Linked DNA regions of Homo sapiens: region 1 is linked to region 2. The links are chromatin contacts, found by Hi-C or POLR2A ChIA-PET in ENCODE. All regions are on one chromosome and are shown on one strand. The core of a region is the stretch at or near the end of the contact, and the rest is flanking DNA. Distances in the headings are between cores, read along the strand shown. Region 1 overlaps LOC102723530 (a long non-coding RNA gene). Region 2 holds the start of GTF3C2-AS2 (GTF3C2 antisense RNA 2).

Region 1 (3,058 bases), core at 412-2,911, 1.1 Mb before region 2:
TGGCTCTATGGGAAGAAGTGGGCTGGGAAACGCAAGAAAGGAAGACACAGGGTTAGAGGTCAGGTCCCTCAGCCAATCCATAGCCAAAATGCCTGACTGCTAGTACTTAACTCCTTAGGCTTGGGCCTCTTGGGAGCTGATGCTTGGTCAACTCCCACTGTCTGGGCAGACCCACCCACAGACTCTCCATCCTACCGGGGTTCCCCTGGCTCTCTCCCCTGTGACTTCCTTGGAAAAGGTTCTCCTCTGAAGGCAGCCAGCTCTCCTGGGTCAAGTCCCAGGCTAGGAGGAGGGGAAAGTGACCTGGAACTGAGCATCCCCCAGGAGTACCCACGGCCAGGACCTCTGTAAGAGTGTGGTCTAGGAAGGCAAGGGACAATTGTTGGGTCCAGGCTGAGCCCACTTGCTGAAAGATGATCTTGGATAGAAAACAAGTCGAAAGGCTAACAGAGCCCTCTGTTTAGAGGAAGCCCTCACAGTTCAGGGATGTAGGGGCTGGACTAGTCATTAAGGGACCTGGGTTCAAATCCCAGCTCCAATAGTTGCCTGTGATAGGACACTAGCAGCTTACATGACTGCCCTGAGCTTCAGTTCCTTGGCTATAAAATGGAGATAACAATACCTAACTTGTTCCCCTCAAAGGCTCAAAATGGAATAAAGTGCTGGGCAAATATGAGTACATACTTTATTGTATTGCATTGTAGTTGAGACAGAGTCTCACTGTGTCACCCAGGCTGGAGTGCAGTGGCACAATCATGGCTCACTGCAACCTTGACCAGCTGGGCTCAAGCAATCCTCCCACCTCAGCCTCCTGAGTAGCTGGGACCACAGTTGTGTGCCACCACCCCCAGCTAATTTTTCAATTTTTTTTAGGGCTAGGGTCTCACTATGTTGCCCAGACTAGTCTCAAACTCCTGGGCTCAAGCGATCCTTCCGCTTCGGCCTCCCTAAGTGCTGGGATTACAGGCTTGAGCTACTGTGCCCTGTCTGAATGTATATTTTATTAATAAGTAAAAAAAGTGCCCACTTGGCCTCCGTCCTCTGAGCCAGCACACCTTCTCAGCTCCTGGGAATGAAGGGAGAAGTCCTTGTTGCTTTGGTTTCCAGTTTCTTTAAGCTGCCAGTATTCTACACATACACACACACACACACACACACACACACACACACACACACACACACCCCATTGGGAGCAGATTAAGGAGACATCTCTTCTCAAAAAGAAGAGCATTTCCAGCTTTGGAGTAAGAAGAATTAGGGCTCCTTCTGGGCCACATCACCTCTTCAGCATCATCCCACCCCCAGCTGGAGCCCTCTCTCCCTCCCTCCCTGAATTACTCACACTCTTGGAAACATGACTGATGACTTCGGGATGAGTAAGAGGCTCTTGCGTGTCATGGTTTGACTGCTGGGAGGGTGAATGAGTTCAGTGCTCCCTTGAGCAAGGCCACCGCGGACCTGCACCAGGGGTCCAGGCCACAGGACCCCAGAGGGGAGTTAGGCTTCATTTAGCAATGAACTAAAAGTCCTGACCCATTCCCCCTTCTTCCAAGCCCCTGAGTGGTGATGCCCTCTCAGTGTGGAGTGACAGCCCCAACACCTTTCTGGGCTGCCCAGGTAGAGGGTGCAGGGGCTCCTTCTGAGCTCCAGGTGAGTGCATTCCTCAGACCCAGGCACTCCTGGCCTCAATCCAGCAGAGCCAGGCCCAGGGGCAGCTCTGAAATTGGCAGCCAGCGTTGGTTGCTGTGGAAGGTCCCTAATCCTGGGGCCCACTCTGCAGGGTGCGTGTGTGTAGTGGGTGTGTGTGTGTAGTGGGTGTGTGTGTTTATACTCTCGTGGACACCCTAATCCACAATGTCAGTCAAGCAAATATTTTTGGTCTGTTTTCCATTTTCCATGTGTCTCATTTCAGAACATTTGGTGGACATGGGATCACAGCAAAGGAAGGTATTTATTCAATGCATTTTGAAGTGTCTTTTTTACATTCTTGGAGTTACTGTGCAAGGTGAACATGCTAACATAAGCAAAACAACATGCGAACTAGACTTTCCTGGCATGCAATAAATAGGGCTGAAGCATCAGTTTCCCCATACCTAAAGTGGGTTTAGTCAGAACACAGATGGCATGGAAAATAACGCTAGGACTGTGAAGCATGAGGCAGCCCCACCTCAATGTCCTCTGCACCCGGCACAAGACAGTGTCCTCACTTGGAGCCTTAGCTTCCCAAATAGTCACTGCTGTGTGAGAGATGGGGCTTACCCTCAAACTTTGCTCCATGCAGATCTTGAGGACTGAATGTCCGTTGAGTTGCTCAAGATGAAAGTGACGCATCAAGAGGCAGGACTTGATTAAAGCATTGCAGGACAGAGGAATAGAACTCAGAGGAACCCATTATGAAGCTGAGTTGCTTGATGGCACTGTGATATCCCAAACACAGGGCTGAGAATAAGTGAGGCAGGGAAGCCTACTGGCCCAGGCTCTCCCAGTTCCTCCCCACCAGCTCCTCTCCCAGCGGAATGGGTGGTTCCCTCCTCATCACCACTCTGTATTAACATTAGGCTTAGTCCTTAAAATGTAGGGTGTTAGAAGTTCCATATAAAGCTGGAATAAACCTTAAGTAACTAACTCAGATGTTCAAAAAATATTACCTTCTTTCCCTTCCTATAACTCAGATGAGATACCTCACCACCAGAATGGCAGAAAATTACCCAGTCAATGCAGGTTTTCCTGCTCACTCTTCTCAGTGTTGGGAGTGATTTTCTAGGAGGTTCACCAAGAGCTAAGGAATTGGGGAGACTTTCCTCATGCAGGCCTCTGCTGGGATGGCTGCTGTTCTGATCTTACAGATCCTTCAGTGTGCACCTCTCTCCGGGTCATACTAAGGGTCTAGAATTCATGCTGCTGCTCCCGCACTGATCAGAGCCAGGGGAGGCTCTACAAGCCTTGTCTGTCCCCTCTGTGAGATCTGGCTGGCTCCTGAGACCCTAACCCAAGATATAGGGGTGCGGAGCTGCTCTCTAATTCCCTCCCGTTCTTCTCTCTCCTCCCCACCTAGGGG
Region 2 (3,133 bases), core at 441-2,940:
TGGGCAATATAGCAAGACCTCATCTCTATTAAACAACAACAACAAAAAAACCTGGAAGTGGTGGTATACACCTGCCACACACCCCAACTATTCAGGAGGCTGAGGTGGCAGGTTGAGGCTGCAGTGAGCCGTGATTGCACCACTGTCCTCCAGCCTGGGTGACAGAGCAAGACCCTGTCTCAAAACAAACAAACAAACAAACAAACACCTAGTAGAAATTAGAGGCAGAGAAGTAGATCAGTGAAAAGATTGGTTATAAATCAAAATTACAAATGCACCTAAAACTTTGGTTCACAATTCCACTTCTAGAAATTATCCTACCCATATAGTTACACATTTGAAGTAATTTAGATGCAAGGTTACTTATAGCAGTGTGATTTATAATAGCAAGGGACCATTGTTTATAACAGCAAAACCATGTAAATATGCATCAATATCAACAAGGCACTAGTTATACCACATCCACCCAATTAAATGCTAACTAGTTATAGCACAGAATGAGAAAGGTTTTTGTGTACAGAAATGGAATAATGGCCAAACTCAGTGACTTACACCTGTGATCGCAGCACTATGGGAGGCTGAGGCAAGAGGATCACTTCAGGTCAGGTGTTCAAGACCAGCCTGGTCAACATAACGAGACCCCATCTCTAGAAAAAATTAAAAAATTAGGCCGGGCGCGGTGGCTCATGCCTGTAATCCCAGCACTTTGGGAGGCTGAGGCAGGCGTATCACAAGGTCAGGAGTTCGAGACCAGCCTGGCCAACATAGTGAAACCCCTTCTCTACTAAAAAGACAAAAATTATCCGGGCTTGGTGGCGGGCGCCTGTAATCTCAGCTACTCGGGAGGCTGAGGCAGGACAATTGCTTGAACCCGGGAGGCGGAGTTTGCAGTGAGCCGAGATCGCGCCACTGCACTCCAGCCTGGGGACAGAGCAAGACTCCATCTCAGGAAAAAATAAAAATAAAAATAAAAACGGGGTCTCACTATGTTGCCCAGGCTGGTATCGAATTCCTGGGCTCAAGTGATCCTCCCCCGCCTTGGCCTCCCAAAGTGCTGGGATTACAGACAGGAGCTACCATACCCAGCCAAAGTCATGCTTTTCTACTCCTACTCCTTCCCTTCCTTGTCCTCTTTCCAAGCTCTCTCGGGCCCATCCCTGACTTCACTACTGGCAGAATCCTCCAGCGGCCGGCGGCGAGGACTTCTTTGTCTCCCAGACTCCGCCTTGGGCTCGGACGCCGCCAGGGTTGCAGGTACAGACTCTCTGGTCTAGCTGGCTCTTCCGGCCACAGGCGCGGCAGTCCGGCCGGAAAGGCCGGATTCAGGGATCCAGAGCGCGAGCCCGGCCTGGGAGTCCGCCTACTCCCGGCTCCCGTCGAGGCCGCGTGGGATCCCGTTGGCCGCGCAGGCGTCGATCTCCCCTTTTTGACACTGCAACTCCCATGAGGCCCTGCAGCGTCCCTGGCGCCGCTGAAGACGCCCTGGAACTCGGCTGGCTTCGGAGGGCTCGGTGACTCTGGCCGCGCTGCATTATGGAATACAGAGTCTAAGAGAAAACTAGCCCGGCACCGACTCCGGACCAAGCACACGTGTTTACCTTGTGCACTGGGGTGGGGGCGTCAGTGAAGAGCAGCTAACAAGATTTCGTCATAAGACCGCGACCAGACAGGCGGCGCCATCTTCGAACTTAGACTTCCGGAAGGACTTTGGCGAGGGTGAGTGTATCGCCGCAGCGGGTGTGTGGGGGGCCCCACAATTACTCCTCCCCCTTCTTTTGCCATAGCACTAAGATATTGGGAACAAACTCCTGGCTCCGCTCTTCTCCCAGCCACAGCAGCGCGCCTTTCAGCGTCTGCGCTCCTACAGAGCACCATCATGCTCCGCACCTTCCCTACTGTGGCCACCGTGCACCCCCCATCTCTGCAAGCCTCGGGTCTTGCCCTCCTCCCCCACGCGGTGTCGGTAACGCGGAAGCCTGTGTCCGGGCGTAGGCGCTGCATACGTAGCGTCCCTCGAACTCGGCGAACCTACAGTAGTCCTTGTTAGAAAAACCAGGGCTCCTCTCCCGCACAGGCTAGGGGAGAAATCTACCTTCACGCCCAGGACTGAAGAAGGGCAGGTGATGGCCCCTAGAGTGGTTGTGGGTCAATCTCTTTCAGCTGTGTCCCAGCCTCTTCCTCGAGGAGGCTCTTTAACCCCGAGGGTTGTGCCCCGCGCGCTGCAACGCCATTGGCGTAACCAAGGGCCAGTTGTGTTTCCCTGTCTAGTCCTTTTGTCCCGTGGCAAGTTGGCTGCCTGTTGGGGAAGTCAGAGGTGGCGACTTCAACTCCGTCGGAGGCAACTCACTTTGTTGGAGGGATGTATAGGGTATGGACAAACCTCTTTGTTCCAGAGGCATATACAATTTTAAGTCAATCCCGTGCCATCACTATTTTTGCAATCTCTTATCAATTGTACTATTGTTTTCTGAATAGTTCTCTTTAAATTGACTTACTTAAAAAGTTTAAATGCATTAGTCTCGACCTAAGCAATATAAATGAAACCGTGGGTTTCATGGGCTACTTATAATTGTTTATGTAAGTTGAAATAAAAGCACTAGTCATTAAAATGTTCGTTTTCGTACCATTAAAATCATCTTGCATACCGCCAGTTGTACCCTAGGAACACTTTAGGAAACAATATATTAAGCTAAGCAGTGTATTCAAAGTAATTTCATACTTAAGGTGCAGTGTTGTGTCATTATTTTTTCTTGGCTGGGGAGGTCAAGCTGGCATCCTGGAGCAGCATGGGAACCAGACAGATTGGGGTGCAATGGAAGGTTTTAGAAACTCAGTACGAATTTACTGATCATCTATTCCTTTACTGTGTATCCAGAATTTGTACCATTACATCCTGCTGCTGCCTTCCATGAGAAGTGTATTTTTTTTTTTTTTGATACGGAGTTTTGTTCTTGTTGCCCAGGCTGGAGTGCAGTGGCGTGATCTCGGCTCACTGCAACCTCCGCCTCCCGGGTTCAAGCGATTCTCCTGCCTCAGCCTCCTGAGTAGCTGGAATTACAGGCGCGTGCCACCATGCCCGGCTACTTTTGTATTTTTAGTAGAGACGGGGTTTTACCATGTTGGTCAGGCTGGT

What was found. A loop is a pair of places that touch in the nucleus more often than their neighbours do. ChIA-PET counts read pairs that join two places held with the same protein, here RNA polymerase II (POLR2A). Pooled maps may share reads with other maps.
Region 1: a pooled map shows a loop between it and region 2 (2.7-fold over the local background). The contact joins the enhancer-like site here to the promoter of GTF3C2-AS2 in region 2. A Hi-C loop is called at or near these places in 1 of 168 maps with a recorded cell type or tissue (breast epithelium) and 2 of 50 pooled maps. POLR2A ChIA-PET finds 5 or more read pairs at or near these places in 1 of 52 experiments (A673).

What each region holds. Positions count from the first base shown.
Region 1 is chr2:28,444,379-28,447,436 of GRCh38, reverse strand. LOC102723530 (a long non-coding RNA gene) reads left to right here. Exons shown (of 2, transcript NR_187669.1): 2 at 1-674. Among named protein-coding and RNA genes, the nearest start is that of PLB1, 50 kb to the left of the region's middle. Within about 2 kb of position 1,661, at least 3 of the 41 ENCODE cell types and tissues checked have a DNase peak (open chromatin) inside an H3K27ac peak, as active enhancers do.
Region 2 is chr2:27,355,322-27,358,454 of GRCh38, reverse strand. It overlaps GTF3C2-AS2 (GTF3C2 antisense RNA 2), which reads right to left and starts at 1,690. Exons shown (of 4, transcript NR_183827.1): 1 at 1,599-1,690; 2 at 553-647. It overlaps GTF3C2 (general transcription factor IIIC subunit 2), which reads left to right and starts at 1,691. Exons shown (of 19, transcript NM_001035521.3): 1 at 1,691-1,716. RefSeq lists enhancers at 1,361-1,490, 1,070-1,683, 1,501-1,840, 1,891-2,170, 1,684-2,297.